Linked DNA regions of Mus musculus: region 2 is linked to region 1. Evidence: chromatin loops called from intact Hi-C (ENCODE). Cell type or tissue: left cerebral cortex. All regions are shown on one strand. Each heading gives the region's core, and the rest is flanking DNA. Links, peaks and the distances in the headings are about the cores only.

Region 1 (9,088 bases), core at 673-8,672:
TCTTGAGAGGACTGGAAAAGCAGATACTTTCAGCTCCCCAATGCCAGCAGTGATATCGCAGCACGACAGATGCCGAGCTGCAGAAGAACACAGCTTAGATGTGTGTGTGTGTGTGTGTGTGTGTGTGTGTGTGTGTTTCTTAAAAGCTCAAGGTTTGAAATTTATTTCTTTTTCTGATTGTAATTTATCTTTTGCATATGCACTTTTCCCTCCTTTGCTGTGTGAGCCTGTCACAGAGCTATCATCTGATCTGTGGGGTGCAGACAGACTTCTTGTTCAGTTGAAGCCATTATCAACTCCCTCCTGTGTGCCATTCTTTACATTAGATTCTTCAACAGGAAGAGGAAAGTCTTAGCATCCTCTATATTACCTTTGTCTCCAGACTTTGGATCTTTTACATTTTAATGAACATTTACAATTATAATTACTTTATTTTTAAAAGACTTGCTTTGGAGGGGGGATAGTTTAATGATCATAAATTCATATATAGGCCTTTTATTGATTGTAGCCATTCATCTGTATCAAAGAATATTTGCTTTTAGAAAATATGCCTGGGAGAGAGAGAATAAAAGGTTAGGATGAGAGGTAGATAATCATTTCACCGAATTTTAAGTATCTTTGTGAGTGGTTTCAAATGCCATGAAGTTGCTTTTATCTGATCTTGGTGACCTTGATCTGCCCCACCCCCAGAATGCCCCCCACCCCAGATGACCAGGTCCATTTCCTATCTTGTTCCTTTTTTCTTTTTCTTGTGTTTTTTGTCTTGGTCAGGCTTGTGCTCTGGGGATGGCAGAATGATAAAAGTTATAATGGTGATAAAATAGGAGTTATATGACTTTGTTTAAATGTATCAACTGTCCACTTTTAAGTGGACTGAAATAAACATAGGGTAAGACCATTTGCTGATGTTTACAAACATAATACACCCAAACTAAACATACCAAGACAACTTCATGTTAGAAACCTGTCTCACCATTGTTTTCAACCTGCCCCTGGAACACTGATCTCACTGGAAATTAGCAATATAGATTAATGTTGTCTATTTGTGGACCTTACAAGCTTGTCTTCCAATATATGTTCTTTTGTTATGTCTGATTTCCTGCCCTCAATATTGCAGTATAAAATCTGACTACATTTTTATTAGGCTGCACCTCATGCATTTCAAGTGTCTAAATAGACCACAGTTTGTTTTTCTGTTCTATTGATAGGCATTTGGGTGGGCTGTAGTCTGGATGCACAAATGTCATTGCCATAGAGATGAAGGCATGGCTGTGGTATACACACTCCTTCCACAACAGGCCCATGGAGGTGTATAGGAAAAGAAGGAACTCATGGAACTTCTGGAAAGGGGCTGTTCCTGCTCATAGGAGGCAACTCGATGTCCTCTTTTCGAGCTGCCACTCCCTCTGTTCTCTCCTGACCCAACTGTATATCTGAGCATCCCTGGTTCTCACCATTCAAAAGGAAGATTTTCAATAACACAGAGAACCTTCTGAGTTATTCAGAAGAGCTTTGCTCTTTGTAGTGTTGTGGTTCAATGACCAACTCCTGCTGAGCTTCAATTTGTTCCTGACCATATTCTATTTTCACTCTCTGGGAGGTGCTATGAAAGGAAATTTAAAAGTGGAATCCTGCCCTGAAGGAGCTTAAGTGCTCTTGGGAATATTAATATACCCTAATGCAAATTAGAATTCTACAAGATCCATTTTAAAAACGTGAAAGCAAGGAGATTTTACAAAATAGTATTAGTCTACTGTATTGATCACTGTATTCTAGGGCTTGGTTAGCTTTAATTTGATATATTACCATCATGCCCTTGACAAACATGGTCCAAACATTCATCAGCTTTTCAGTGACAAACATCATGATCAGCTAAATGCTGCAAGAATCTAATTTCATTCCATTTTGCAAATGGAGAGTTCTTACATGCTACCTAAAAAAAAAATTAGCTGCCCAATTAACACATAGATACTGTCTATACTTCTGTTCACTCTACCAGGCTTTCTTTTGTTTCTACAAAATCTGTGACGGAATCTCTCTCTATCACCCACTTAGTGTCATTTATTTGGTAACAGTTTTTTTTTTCCTCTGACTTCATGTTAACTACTGTCCCAGGACACAGGATGAATGTGAAGAAACAAACCCCACCAGTTTCCCAGCCGCCCAGGCCTCATACTCTTGGAGAAAGTGCTTGACATATCTTATGTGAAACAAAATTCCTTACAATGATAATGTGAATGGTGCATTTAACAATTTTCCCCCAAACCTACTGAGCTTCAGAACAAGACATTCCTGGAATATTGGGCTTTTGCAGAAATAAACGGCTAATCATTCTGGATGAGGTGTGTCAGGGATCATCTGATGTTTACATTCCTTATTGGAGAAATGGAGGGAGATTCAGAACAAACACTGAGAAGAAGGCATTTGACATTCAAATAAGGTTGGAAGAACGAGCCACAACACTACAGAGAATCACAGGAAGTCAAGATGTAGTGAGCCCTCAGCGCTCACAGGAAGCCTTGATTCAGAAATTAATTCATTGACGCTGGAGGGGTTCATGGCTTCTGATTCACAGAGCTACCAGTCTTTTGATAACTGCTGCAGCAGCCTAGAAAACTGTTAAAACATGTACTAGATTGAACATCAAGAAACTGAAGATTTCTCACTGCCTCGATCCATATGAACAGCCACATTCTATGTCCCAGCTCAACATCATGTGAGCTCCTAAAAAAAGATCCTCTGAAAAACTATGCGAGAACCTAAAATCCCAAGAACAAGTAGAAGTTCATGAAGTTTAAGGAAGTAGAGATGGGGCAACAGGATGCAGCAGGAATGAAGGGCTATGCTTGTGGGGGTCTCAAGAGGATGTGATGTGGACACCCAGATAACTAAAGCTAGACAGGTGGAGAGAAAGGAAATGAGACTTTGAGTCCAAATGGAAGGTTTTGACCTCTTTATTTTATTTTTATTTTTTTGTATTGGAGTAACAACAGATAGGTTTTAAGATTGAGATTTTTGTAACCACAAAATGCAGGAATAGGTGATAAGGAGCTAACATGGAGGTAGAGAACCCTAACAGGGCTTGTGAAGGTCCAGTCAGGTTCTGGTGAGGATGAAAGGAGTCAACAGATGGAGATGGTTTTAGGGAGATCTCAGGATTCTCATTTTGATGAGATGCTCTGACTGACATACACTTTACCACTGTGTCTCACCCTAGCAGAAAACACAATTCAGTCCACATAGCTTAGACCCCGCCCCCAAGAAGTGGAGACAAGAATCACACACTGCAGCCTGGGAGGTCTGTCAGTGTGGGAGAAATAATACCATGGTTTATTTTTTTCTCATTTCTTGCCTTGGGTTCCCAAGCACTCTGGTCACATCTCTTTATCTTTCTTTATCTTTCTAGGTAATTGGTCACATTATCTTTCTAGGTAATTGTCTATTCAACTATCCAGTGGGTTGTGATATGAGCTGGGTCGGGGGGAAAGGCAGGCGCCCTTTGATTTTTATAGCCTCAGAATTTTGCACGGGATCTGGCTCCCTGGATTGGTTCTAGAAGTGACAGCACAAATATCTAAACAAATGAGTCAGTAAATGCAATTGAGCAAGCTCCTACCTACACTATCAATCTCATCCGTCTCTGGCCTGCTATCACGGATTGCCTTGCTCTCTGGTCGGTCTTAATAAGTCAGCAGCTTTTTCTTTCCTTCTGGCCCCTACTTACCACTCGCAAATTTTCACCAGTTGTGTATCAGTGGCCCATTAGAAGTCAGTTACTTCTTCATAAGCTTTCATTGATGTACAGAGTTACTTTTCAGATTACTCTCATGCCATGGAGATTTCTGTGCTCTTTGTTTTGTGACCTTGGATGCTAGAGCTTTACTATCATCATCATCATCATCATCATCATCATCATCATCATCATCATCATCATCATCATCATCTCACCCGTCCCTTCTGATTAGCAAAATTTTTCTGGGCTTCTACTGACTGATAATTTCCTGATCTAAACTTTGAAATTTGAAAGCTGCATATGTATCAAAAGATGGCCTAGTCGGCCATCACTGGAAAGAGAGGCCTATTGGACACGCAAACTTTATATGCCTCAGTACAGGGGAACGCCAGGGCCAAAAAGGGGGAGTGGGTGGGTAGGGGAGTGGGGGTGGGTGGGTATGGGTGACTTTTGGTATAGCATTGGAAATGTAAATGAGCTAAATACCTAATAAAAAATGGAAAAAAAAAAGAAAGGAAGGAAGGAAGGAAGGAAAGAAAGAAAGAAGGAAGGAAGGAAGGAAGGAAGGAAGGAAGGAAGGAAGGAAGGAAGGAAGGAAGGAAGGAAAGAAAGAAAGAAAGAAAGAAAGCCCACATTACACAAGAGGCTTTGATGCTCTCTTAACCCGTTTGGAGTTAGTAAGACCAGTGTTATAGTTTGGAGAGGGATAGGAAACAGGGAAGAAAGATTCACTGCAATACACAGAGTGGTTCGTCTTAAGAGGCAGTAAAGAGTGAAGAGAAGTCACAGGAAAAGCCAGCATTGGAAGGAGGAAGATAAGAAAGCATGGACTGGATTCAAGCCAGTTATTGATTCTTAGTTCCACGTCTGCCCCAGATAAACCTTGGCTTACAAGAAATCAAATTTGTGCAGATGTAAATACATCCCCTTCAGTTAGCTAAGGAGATAAGCAAGTCTGCCTGTGCATAAAATAAATCCAAATGTTTAATTGTAAGTAAAAGCTAAAGATGTTGTGTGTGGGGTGAAAGGAGACTTGTCATTGAGAGTACAACAACAACAACAACAACAAAAACCTTCCTTTGAATTTTATTTTAAATTGGTTTAGTTTGTTCTTAACTTTTGTCCTTCCCTGAACTCAGTTTTAGGACTCAGTGAACAATCTCTGGGACCGCTGGGTGATGTGCATGGTGGGTCTTTTCTTCCATCTAGCGGCGATATGTGTAATTACATGTTATTCTCCCAAGTCTGAAATTGTTCATTACAATGGGATTCAATTTTCTTCTCCCCCACCCCACCCTTTAGCTAAAGCAAAGTGAAGCGAACGCGGACACCAAAGAAAAACTCCCTTTGCGCTTGAGAATCTTCGAAAAATTTCCAAACAGACCGCAAATGGTGAAAATCTCAAAACTTCCTTCAGATTTTACAGTTCCTAAAATCAGGTATCAGATTGTTTCGTTGACTGTATCTCTTCACAACGTGGCTTACCATCTAAGTTAACCTCAGCCTTCTTTCAGACTGGCACGTGGGTAGGTTTGGGGTTGTGTTTGAAATTGTTATCTCCTGTTCTTCTCCCTGCCTTTGTGGTACAAAGCCTTTGAGTTCCATGAGTCATCCCTTCAGAGAAGAAGCAAGTGAGACACAAGCTTGTGTCCCCGCCTCCATCTGAAGACTTTTTGGTCATGAGACCTCCTAGGTATAGACAAGGTGGACTTTTCAGTCATTAGACCTCCTAGGCATAGACAAGGTGAACTTTGCTCAGAGGGAAAGAGGACAGACTTCGATGTGAGCACTTTATCTCTAAATACATCAGGCAGGCAGCTCTGGAAGGTGTCTTTGTTACAGCAGCATTGGCTTATATGGCCATCTGGTCACAGTGTAATCTGCCTCCCACTGGTTAAAAGAACCTTAACATTTACACCCACACTGATTCAGTTTGCACTAGCTTTGCCTTCCTGCTAAACAAATGCATTCTTAAGGTGCTTGGAACTTCCTGCTTTTAATAATTGGAGGAAAGTCTTCCAATGATAACTCAAAAGGCTCCAGGTACAATCATGAAATCATATAGACTTTTCCATTTTTTTAAAATTTATTCACTTATTTATCTTTAAACATCTTGGTGAGGGATTAGGGAAGGTTGAGATTAGGTGCAATGCCAAACACTTGAAACTCCAATAGAAAAAGAGGATCATGTCACTTAATGCCTGGAGAGAGTTCTGGACATTTTCATGGTTTTATCAACATCAGATATGTTGATGCAGATGGTGATGCTTACTGCATTACTGGGTGTACAATGCAATCTTATGGGGCCACCATTTGCATGCAGCCTATTGGTGACCAAATTGTAGCCAAGTTGCACATGACAGCATTTCTTTTTCTGATTTTAAGTTGCTTTCTTTGTTTACTTGCATTAATGTTATTTAAATTTTTCATATTTTGGTGATCAGATGAAGTCTTTTCCTTTTGAGTCTTTAAATGTAAAATTATCTCTCAAGGACTTTTATGATGAATAGAAGTTTGAAAAGATGAATTAATTCTTTCAAGTAGTAGGGAGAAAATAAAGTATCTCATTACCACGGTAGGATTCAAATCACACCATCAATTATTAGAAACCCTTGCTTTTAAGCTATTTCAGGGACATTATGTCTTTAAACAGGAGTTTGCAAGGATTCAGGAAGCTTTTTCCCTAAGTTAAATAATTTGATAATTAAATCCAACCATCGCCCTTGGTATGACACATCTTTATTTTTGTGATCTTCTGCACTGCTTCATTGTCTCTGAAATGCCACCTCCCATTCTACTTCCTGAGTAACCCTGATCTGTGTGCTTCATTCACAAAGGGAAAGCTTCATGAAGCAGTTCATTGACCGCCAGCAACAGGACACCTGCTGTCTCTTCAGAATCCTCCCCTCTACCTCTTCCTCATCATGTGACAACCCCAAGAAGCCCACAGCTGAAGACAACAAATACATTGATCAAAAAGTAAGAACCACTGTCTCCATCACCAAACCCCTCTAAAGCACATGTTAGAGAAAAATGTGGCACAATTATTTAGAGTCCTCAATTCCTAAGTCTGTAGGGAATAGAGAAGAAAATAATAAATAGATAGGTGTATGTGTATATATGTACATATTGTTTGTGATGTAATTCATATTTCTATTATGTTAAAAACTCGAATGCCAACTTGCTCCTGTCCAGGCTCTCCTGACCCTCCTCTACCCCACAGAGCTGATATGTATTGTGTCCTCTGTCTTAGTCATCTTGCCCTAGGTTATGTCAATGATTATTGCCTTTGTGCTATGTCTCTTCATTTTAAAGAACTTTCCCTCATTTATTTTCTCTTCACCATTCTCAGATCTCATTCCTCATTCTTGTAGAGAACACTCTGTTGCTAATGTCTTCTCTTTTTTTTTTCATTCATTTATTTTTTGTCAGTTGAAAATAATTAGGTTTGTATCTGGTTGGTTAGATTTCATTTTCTTTGGGGAAAGCCTGTGAGATGTTGTCTGCATTCTTGGGGCTCAAAAATTTTATTAGTATATACCTTCTCTGTCCTTTCTCATCAAAATTTCACCAACTGGGAAGGGAGATTTTTCAAAATAAGACACTTACACAAGGACATTCCACCTATGACTTGTTTAAGTGTGGCATATCCATTTTAGGACTGCCTTTCTCCCTGTCAATTACTGTCTCTACTTTTGTCCTTGGCATTAATATTTTGTTTTCCCCCTACCTGGTTTTTTTTTTTTTTGTGGTCACAAAATTGACTTTAGATGATACCATATTTGCTTTCATTTGTGTAGTGAGAGATTATGCCATATGTGTGGTACTTTTAACTTCTTTTAGTTGGTTCTTGATTTTGCTTGCTTGAAATAAGACCCTATGGTATCTATACTTCCCAGTCAGTACCATAAACAGGTAAAGAAACAACAGCCCAAGTAGACACAGGAAAAATGTTTGGAGAAACGGTAACCTAGTCCAGGACAGTCTGCAGTTACATTTTGCATTTCTAGAAAGCAGATTGGTTTTGTCTTAGTGTATTGAATTTGTTTCATTATGTTTCCAAACTTGACTATAAGCCAGAGGTGAAGTGGCCTTCTCCTCACCCTGACTATGCTAGGGTTATGACTACCTGCATCCAAGAGAAAGACAAAAAAAAAAAAAAAGCTGATGTCCCCCAAATACCCAGTGTGACAAAACCAGGACATACTTTCTAATCATTAGGAACACTTTCCCACAGAAAACTGCAAATCAACCTCTTCCTTAAAAGAGAATATGAAGTTTTCACAATTCCTGGGTAGGATGCCCATCATTTGTTGAGGAAAGGAAACAAGCATGTTGGCAGGTGTCAGGGAGGGGTGTAGCAGAGGGGAGTCTCTGTTTACCCAAGCTGCTCCACCATCTACTATTTAGTTTAGACTATCAGAGCTTAAAATGCTACTTCTTGTTTTCTTCATAACATTTTGTGAGTGTGGCTGCTCTTTAGCTTACCAGAGCCATTGAACCCTGGGTGCCATCCATATTATTTATCTTGGACCAAGATTTTGAAGGTGACAGTTATCCCCCAGCCTCTAGAGTTGATTAAGACCCATCTTGTCTGTTAAACAAGACCATTATAGATAGCCATGTGTTTCTCTTCATCTCATCTCCATCTGGTAGACCTTACACAGAAAAACTATAGTTGGGAGGGTTCTCTCATGATATTTATTCTAACCTGAGCTAAAGCTGCGAAGTAGAATGCATATCTACCTCCAGGTCTCATCAGCTGATCCTAGGAGTGAGCACTACCTGTGTTACCATGTGTCCTAATTTGTTTTCTGTTGCTGTGGTAAACACCATTACCGAAAACAAAGTGAGGAGTAAGGGGCTTATTTCATCTGATAGGTTATAATCCAGCAAGGAGGGTAGGAACTCAAGGCAGGAACTTCAACTGGGGAAGAAAACTGCTTACTGTCTTGTTCCCTCTGGATAGCTTTTTTTACATTGCCTGGGCTCACACCCCGCAAGAGTGGCACTATCCACAGTGAGCAGGAGCCTCCTACGTCGATTATAATCGAGAAAATGCCTCACAGCCATCCATGTTCACAGGCCAATTTGATGGAAGCAACTCTTCGACTGAAGTTCCTTCTTCCTAGGTGTATCTAGGTTTATACCATATTGAAAAAAATTAATCAGGTTACCATGTAACTAGCCTTCAACTTTTGGCCCTATTTTAGTGGTAGGAAATTAGACTTCTTCCTTTCTAGATCCACTGTGTGCAGCAGCATCTTCCATCTGTTTCTGGAGCTGTTTATAAATACTTAGGATTTCTCATCTCTGTTTTAGAGTCTTTGTCTAGGGCAATCTGAGACACAGAAA
Region 2 (9,088 bases), core at 489-8,488, 290 kb before region 1:
AAAGTGAGAGATAGATTCAGGTACCACAAACACATGGGCATTGGAAGAAACATATTTGTGGTAGTGTGGACATTTTCAACCAGCTCAAACTAAAATAAGCACAGTTCTTATGATTCACAGTATAAGAATCCTAACTGACTATGATTTAAAAGGGCAGACTGTGCATAATGCAGATGTTTTGAGGCTAGGCCAAAATTGCTATCCTTGCTTGACCTTTTGAGCCTCAAATCAATAACAGGCCCTGACTACAGAAAGAAAATTAAATTAATCTCTGCCACAATACCCAACAATTCATAAGGCCAGATCTACCTATTTATCTTTTTACCTGTCCACCCACAATTCGATACACATCAAAACATTAGTATGCATTGAGCATTCACTTCATGTCAGACACTACATGAAACGTTTTATACACATTAAACTTTACAACAATCCTATAAGATCATTATTGTTGATCCTATAAGATGCTCATATTGTGGGATTGGAGAGATGGCTCAGTTATGAAAAGCAACTGTTACTCTTACAAAAGACCTAAATTAGTTCCAAGCAACCACATGGTAGCTTACAACCATCTATACCTCCATTTCCAGGTGACTGGACACCTGCCTCCGAGCTTTTCAGGAACCAGAAATACACATAGTCATGCAAACCTGCAGCAAAATATCATACACATAAAATAAACTAAATGCTTCTTAAAGATTTCTATTTCCTTTCAGATGAAGAAATGAAGGTTTAGATGTTTAAGTAACATCCAATTTCAAATAGTAGATGGACTAAGATTTGAAGTCTAAAATTTTCTGACAGATTATATACTCTAACTGTTATGTTCAAGGGCAGGATTTGTTTTCCTCAAAATCAAAAGGAAGTCTCTGTCTATTATTTTCCACAAAGGACTTGCAGGGGTATATCAAGTCAAATGTCAGATGGATTCACAAAACAAACAAACAAAACCAAAATTATTTTACCAGATTTTCATACTAATTGTGAAATTGAAAATAGGATGAAGAAGCTAAATCTGAAAGCGCAGAACAGGAGGATGAGTTGTCAAGGCAGCTCTGGGCTTCATGTGCAAATTCTTTCTGGGCCTGGCAAATGTGCTCACAGCAGTGTCAGGGCCAGATACCATAGAAGACCCTAAAGGAAAATTTCAGTGGCCGCCAGTAGTGCATGCATCCCTCTGCAAAGTAAAAATGTCAAAAGCACACAAATATTTCACTCAGCTGTGAACAAACAAGGACTTTGCCATTTACAGAAAGGCACAGAAAACATGTGACTTGGTCCTGTGTTTAGTATCAAGAAGGAAGGAATTCAGTGACTAAGATGTTATAAGTAAACAACCAGTTCCTTCAAGGAAGAAGAAGGAACTCCAAAACCCACAGCATCACAAGCCAGATTCACAGCAAGGTACCAGCCAGGACCCTTAGCAGGGAAGCTTATGGGATGGCATTCAGCCATCATTGCTAGTTTTACTAGCTAAAAGCTAGATCTCACCACTATATTTTTTTTAATCAAACAAGAACACTGAAAGCCCTGGATTGACTTTTTTTTTTTTCTTCAAAACATACCATTTTGAAGGCCTTGCCAGAGACAATAAAACCAGAGAGGCTGGTATAATGAGAATTTTGCTCTCTTTAAAAACACAAAAATGTTTTGGGAATATGTTTTTGTTTTAATTCCAGGTATGGGATATGGGAATGCTTCAGACTGATCATAGCAGATACCTATGATTTGTTGCATGCTCAGGAAGGGGCATGATTTTACCATCTGAAGATAGATTACATTTGAAATTCTGGGGACTCTTCAGAGGGTCCAAAAATGCCAGACCCCTGAGAGAGGATGTTGCTGCTCCAGTGTCGATGTGGCTGTAAGCAAAGAAATAAGTAGGAGAAATTGGATATCCTGACAACAAAGTTCAAACTTGCCCCAAGGAACTAGATGCCTCTAATCAGCAGGAATGCTCTGTTTCTCCTTTATCCTTCTTTTTCTCCTGCCTAGTGTTGGGATGTTGGAAAGGATAAGGGTGGAGTAGGAAGGTAGATTAAAAAGAACCCAATAAAGTATCCAAAAGTATGGTTACAGACTGGGTGATTGTTGAATTTGGAATGAAATGCAGATAAAGCTTTGCTTTCATTCCAAGGAGACACTCCTAATGATTCAAGCTTGAAGCTATTGTAGTTCTATGACCAGGGCTGAGTCACAGCACTCACGAGATCTCACAGACAAGCCACCTAGAAGCACCCATGCTCCTCTGAGAACCTTCCAGTATCACTTTTTCAAGTCTCATACAACCTAATTATTAGAACTCTCCCAGTGTACTCTTAGGTCCAGGTTCAGAGGGAAAACATTGCTGCTATAAATTTAGTTTTGATCTCTTGATGTTATTGTTGGACACCTTAGTTCTAGCAGACTCAAGGGTAAAATAACTTGCTTTGTTTTCCTACTCATCAGCCAAGCCCAGTTTGGCACATATCATTCTGGCTTTGCTAGTGAGGTTCCTGTATTGGTCAGGATAAATTAACTGAGGCAGGCTCATAGCCACAGTTAAATGGCCCAGTTACACAAAACTGTTAAAGAAGTTAAAGGTTCTGACCCTTTTCAGTGATGCTTTCTGATGAACTTGAACTATATCTTCAAAGAAAAAAAAAAGAGTTATGCTTACAAGTGTGCAAGACAAACAACAGCTCAGAATTCCAAGCAGTTAAAACAAAATGTATCCAAGTAAATATGTGACTTGGTAATTTTTTTTCTATCATGGTTTTAGATATGTTCCTCTCTATCTCTCTGTGAAGCACACCCTAAAAATGAAAGGCAAAGTAGAGCTCAAAGATGCAACCTGCCTGCTTCCCTATATTGTCTATAAAATGAGGATCAGAATCTTCAAATATGATAGGTAACATGTCTGAGAGGGGTAAGGGAGTCCATCAAGGTAACTCTAGTTGTGAGGCTGTGAAGAATCAAGTCCATGATTAGGAGCCACAGGAGAGGCAAGTGAAATGTAGAATGTAAGTATGTATATATAATACATATTTATATATATATTTCAATATATGTTTATATCTAATATATTTATATATACATATATGTTTGTTATTATATTTTATAAGCATATAATATAGGCTTATATTTATAGTTTTCACTTAAGTGAGAGTCCCAGAAGAAAAGAAATATTGTAATAAATGATGCCAAAAATTCATAGAAGCATGACCTCTGATAGTAATAACTGGATGCAGGTGACTCCCTAGGGAACAAACAGCGCCTCTGCATTACCTGCACAGGTTTTCCCGTCGTAGGTCTCGCATATCCACTCATGGCACTCACACAGTGGACCGAAGTAGGTGCCAGGTTCGGTCACGTGACAGATGCAGACCCCACACTCGCACCGGCCACGGTCATGGCACAGAGCGCTCCCTGGGGGCTGCCCAGGTGCACGACATCTGCGTTCGGACTCTGCCCGGGACAGCCTGCAGGGGGCGCCCGACAGGCTTCTGCAGGAGATAAGAAAGGCCACAGCTAGGCCACAGTCAGACACAGACCCCGCCCCTTCTACTCCCAGCCCACACTCGGTGGAGAAGAGGCCTGCAGCCTCATTTCTCTGTGGGCCAAGCAAGCCTCTGAAAGGTTGTTTTAAACACGACTAAAAATAGCACCTTCCAGTAGACAGAGGCGACGGCCTCTTGCTCCTTGGCGGATTGCCACTGAATCTTAAATGCACATTTTGATTAAATGCAAATTAGTCTGAAGTATGATCCTTGGCTGGCTTTTTGTTCTTTCTCTTTAAAAAGCGCTCATTGCTATCTAATAGCTAGAGGGAGATTACTTGGTAAAAATAAAGAGAGGAATGTATAGAAAAAGTTTAATGTATCATACATATGGTAGGAAGTAATGCTTTTAAATTATACTTGAAGCAGACATTAAGTAGTCTATGTTTTAAAAGTTGGAATGGAACTTGTTGCCTTTTTCAAAATGCAATGCAAGGTGTGACAGGGCCATCAAGCGGGTGCTATATTAAAAAGTGGAAAGAAGACTGCCTTACAGGCTATGGGATCAGACAAGTGTGCATAAGTACATCTTTGACTTGAGGTAAGTAAAAGTAACGACAAAAACAAAAAAACCCTAACATGTATTTGCAGGGGGAGAAATGATATCCGCTTTATTCAATGAGTAATTTTCCAAAGGAAAAGTGAATGAACAGATTATGAAGCAACATTAAAGTTAGATATAAGGAAAGAAAAGGCAGAACAGGTTGAAAACTGTTAATCTAACGTCCCACTTAGTAACTGCTCTTGGCTTGTGACAGTCATCTGTAAGCTTGAATTCTGCTACCCACGGCAGGGCAGGTGTGTCTCAAACAACAATAAACCAAACTTACCTCAGAGATGGTAAGAAGCTTTGAGGAGCAGCTGACAGCCCAATGAAGAGAAGGGAGGACACCAGCAACAAGAAGTTCCTGAAGCCTGGAGGATGCATGCTGAGCTCTGCAGGAGGGAGGGCAGACCAGCTGCACTGCTGCTAGGTGGGGCTTCCACCCGAGGCAGCAGGAGGAAGTGTCACCAGCAGATGTCCAGGCAGAAGGACTTGGGATAGCGGAGCTCACAGGTTCTGGGCTCCTCCTGGAAGCTCAGTTGCCTGCGAAGACTTGGGCAGTGGATCCGCTTTGGGCGGGGTGCGGGTGCCAAACTCCTCCAGTGGAGAGTCTAGGCAGGGAAGTAATTAGAAACAGTTGTACAAGCAGATGGTTTATTTTGACATTTTAAAAAAGTGTCCTGTTCACAGATTTGAGAAAATCTTGTCTTTCTTCAAGTACAGGCCCCCGAAATATTTAACAAGAGGATATTTGGACTGGCTGATTGGAAAGGCACCGTTAAAATAATTCCTGAATTGTGAAAAGGAAGGGGAGGGCTATGGTAAACACGGAAAGGAATCGCCTCCACCAGCAGTATTAAAAGAAGCCCCATTGGCGGCTTGAGAGATGCAAATGAACAAAGCTGGCAATCACAACTTTGTATTTATTAAGCTTTGTCTTTAACCATGGGTATTTTATTCCCTAAATGTCTAAAAGGTGTATTTTTTTCTTCCAGTTATTCAGGCCAGTTTCTTATCGCAGCCACATTTTTTTTTCTTGACTTGGACAGTCCAAATTAAAGTTGTTCCAAATCCACGCTATTCTTTCCTGTGATTTCAGTAGGCAGAAACAAAATAAAATATATGTTTAAAGTGTGATTTGCACTAAAAAAAAAAAAAAATAAATCAGCAGTGTTTTTTAGTCACCTACTCAGCGCCAGCCTCTGATATTAATTCTGATTGTGAGAATGATCACACATTGTTTTGCTAATTACACTTCTATCAGGCACCAGACTCTGTGCCAGATGGAAGAGGCATACAAAGGACAAAGGGGACATCTTCCTTTTCAGGAAGGCAGAGGACTGGTAAACTGTCAATCAAAACAAAAACACCAATTCCAGAGGACCAGGGATTGCAATGGAAAATTACTTCCTGATTAGATGCAGGTAACAATCACAACTAAGAAGGGAGGAGCTGAGCTGAAAGGCTAAAGAAGGAAGATTTAACCTCGATGATAAATGTGGGGGTGGAAGAGAAAAGAGATGCAATTTTATTTTATCGCTACTTTAAAGATAAAACCTGAGATCAAAGATATGAACTGATGATTCACTGGGACTCATGTAGGACCTCAGCGTTCACTCAGAGTCACCCACACCGTATGGCCATCTGGGAGAGTGTGCAGATGGAGGAAAGTCTTGAAGAACACTTTATATGTAAAGGCGTCTTCTGATGTTGATGATCCCTGGAATCAATGTATAGGACACATGGCTTTGTAAGCTTTCAAGTTAGACACAAGCTCCTGCAGGGAAGAATTTCCTCTGGCATTTCCGAAAGTGGATAAAGGTACAATACATCCCAATACTGGCTGCTAGAGCAAGCAGGAACAGAAGTGCCCTTGACCACGTTTGTGTTTCTCTCTTTGCTTAGATCTGTACCAAGAAGAGCTTTGCATGGACACCAGTAAAGAGTTGACGTTTATCAGTCCTTAGGTCCATCAGGGGATAGACTTGTAATAGGTATACAGTACATGGAGTACTATTAGAGGCTTTCTGAGGAGAGAATTCTGAGATATTCATACCAGAGTATGACCCAGAAAGAAAAGTCTGAGTTCCAAGTTGGCAGGTTCCCTGCACCAAATGACCTGCTCATCTCGTAGAGAAGGATTGTTTTAAAGAGAGGCTGATAGGGGAGTTCAGTGGTTGAGAGACAGAATGGGAATCTGGTTCCCAAGTGGGGTCCATGGATCAGCAGCATCAGCACCACCTGGAAACTTGCTTGAAATGTGCATCTTCGGGCTTCTTCATCAAACCAACTGAATCGGTGGTGCGGCAAGAAATCAGCTTTCACCAAAGAAAAAGAGATGCCTTGCAATGTATAGGACACAAGGCTGGGGCTAAGGGTGTCTCGATATAGCAGTGGTCTTCCCATTCCCAGCATGGGCGTTAGCATTACATTCCTTCCCACCCATACCTAAGACAATGGAGACAAGTGGATGGGCTTTCCTGTAAACATCAGGGAACCCTGGAGATGAAGGGAAGATGAAATAACAGAGAAGCATCTATCTCAAAGCTTGAGTAGGAAATTGCAGTGAAAACAAGAAGCTTTAATATGAAGCATGTACTATTTATCCTCTTTGCTTCCCTACCCCCCACCAGGGGGAAAAAGACTCATTTTTAAATGGAGAACTGATTTTTGAACATTTTGAATATTTACTTTGTGGATTAAAATGCTGTTTTGAGGCTACTGTTTTCTCACCCTCATTCAATGTAGCATTCGTGTGTGTGTGTGTGTGTGTGTGTGTGTGTGTGTGTGTGTGTGCGTTATTAGAAATACACATTTCTAGGCTCTTCTCCCAGTTCAACTGAACCATGAAGTATATTTAAATAATATCCCAAGAAATTTATTTGAACCAAAGAATGAGGATATATATGATTGAACTTAAAGCTTTAAGCATGCTATGCAAAAGCTCTACCACTGGGCTACATCTCCATCCCTTATTGTGTTTTATTTTTTTAAGATAGATTCTCAGTGAACTGTCTTGGCCTGAACTCATCATACAGTCCTGACAGTTGTTACTCTAACAATCCTGACAGGCCTTAAACATGTGATGCTTCTGCCTTTGACGCCTACCTAAGTAGCTGGAATACAGACGTGCATCATTGGACCCTACCAGTTTTGCGAGTGTGCAACTGTGTAGTAAAAACAGTATATACTAGGCGGCTGAGGAGATTTAAAAATTTGAATCATTTCAATACAAGGCTTCAAAAATTAGGTTATGGTTGACAAGGTGACTCAGTAAAATGCCTTAGAACCTCAGAAACTCTGTCAAAATAAAATGGTTAAGTTTTCATTTGCTGTGGTTTTAAGCAAATTAACTTTCTTTTTTTCCTGCCCTAGTATTAAATATTCACTTCCTTACCTCTTTTGCTTTGTATAAATGTCCTGTGTTTCTCAATTCTTGAGACATGAAGAAAGTCCCTGAGTCATGTATGGCACAAAGCAATAAAGAAAGGCAAGAACCCATGTACCCTTGCATGTAGAACCAAACTCAAAGAGAATGGAAGTCTCTCAGTAGCTGACAGTCGTTCTTAAATCTTTGGGCCACAAAACTATAGAATTTAAGGACTTAACAGTTTCCTTAAGACTGTTTGCTTCTAACACATAAGTGGATGCTCACAGTCAGCTAATGGATGGATCACAGGGCCCCCAATGGAGGAGCTAGAGAAAGTATTCAAGGAGCTAAAGAGATCTGCAACCCTGTAGGTGCAACATTATGAACTAACCCGTACTCCGGAGCTCTTGACTCTAGCTGCATATGTATCAAAAGATGGCCTAGTCGGCCATCACTGGAAAGAGAGGCCCATTGGATTTGCAAACTTTATATGCCCCAGTACAGGGGAACGCCAGAGCCAAAAAGTGGGAGTGGGTGGGTAGGGGAGTGGGAGGGGTATGGGGGACTTTTGGGATAGCATTGGAAATGTAATTGAGGAAAATATGTAATAAAAATTATTTTAAAAAAAGACTGTTTGCTTCTAAATTAAACTTGCTGACAGCGTACTTGCCATACAATGGTGCCAATTTGGCAAGAAGACAAAAAGCTAGCACAGCTTATCTTTGAAAGCTGCTCCTGGGTCTTTAACCTTTGACTCCATGCTATTCGAAGAGGTCATTAAAATAATGACCTAAACAACAGGCTGGATTTGAATGTTTGAAGGCATGAAAGTATCTTTACCAGGGTCACTGCCTACACATTTATTTCCCCAATAATTCTATACTTCTTAAAGGCAAGCATTCCATGTCTTTCACATCTGTCTCACAAACTACAGCTTCAAGGTATTGATACTCTAACTTCAGCCATGATCATTCCACTGGTGCACTGCATGAGTACAAGTATATTCCACAAGCACATCTACCCCTGTAAAAACTTTTCTACCCTCAGTTTTTTATCCAAACAGTAAAATTCACTATAGACACCATGTTGTGTTTCTCTCACCCTTTCTAAAGTATAATGAACACACCTGTACATCACTTTACAAGTAATCAATCACAGAGTTGATAAAGTTGGTGAGAGGATCACACACTTAGACAACCTCTGCTTTCAAAACAATAGTGGTTTCATTCAAATAGCACACACTGACTGAGACTCTCTCCAGTTACTGGTTTAACTATGATCAGTCTTTCTTTTCATAAGAATTTCCTGAAAAAAATCTATTAGTTGCTATACACTTTTATTTTAGGAGTTTTTCCACACTTTTATTACCACCATGAAAGACATCCTCTAATATTACTATATATCAATATACAATTAATGTATTAAATGCATTAAACATATATGTCTTGACTATAAGATCTGAGAATTCAGGATGAGGCAATAGTGCTAACTCTGGCTTATGACACAAGGAGTGGGGACCTGGAAATATCGTAAGCAGAAGGAGTAGAGCTCAGTGCTGTGTAGCCTAGAGTTCCTCTAGGGACTTGAACTCAAATATAAATGGGGTGTTTTGTTTGTTTGTTTGTTTTGTTTTGT

The links. Peaks named below come from ENCODE experiments on the same cell type or tissue, not always from the same donor. Only the 100,000 strongest peaks of a DNase experiment are listed, where the experiment ranks them.
Region 2: it touches region 1 in a loop (2.5-fold over the local background); 7 of 42 quality-filtered maps call a loop at or near these places.

The regions. Positions count from the first base shown.
Region 1 is chr14:123,367,562-123,376,649 of GRCm38, reverse strand. Nalcn (sodium leak channel, non-selective) reads left to right here. Exons shown (of 44, transcript NM_177393.4): 16 at 5,036-5,172; 17 at 6,571-6,712. Among named protein-coding and RNA genes, the nearest start is that of AA536875, 200 kb to the right of the region's middle. In left cerebral cortex, for the core only: a CTCF peak has its summit at 4,936 (motif pointing left); DNase peaks (open chromatin) are centred at 2,658, 4,913, 5,302 and 5,510.
Region 2 is chr14:123,655,688-123,664,775 of GRCm38, reverse strand. Itgbl1 (integrin, beta-like 1) reads right to left here and starts at 4,636. Exons shown (of 11, transcript NM_145467.2): 1 at 4,370-4,636; 2 at 3,268-3,485. The coding sequence starts at 4,467. In left cerebral cortex, for the core only: CTCF peaks have their summits at 3,449 (motif pointing right) and 4,656; DNase peaks (open chromatin) are centred at 3,467, 4,605 and 5,772.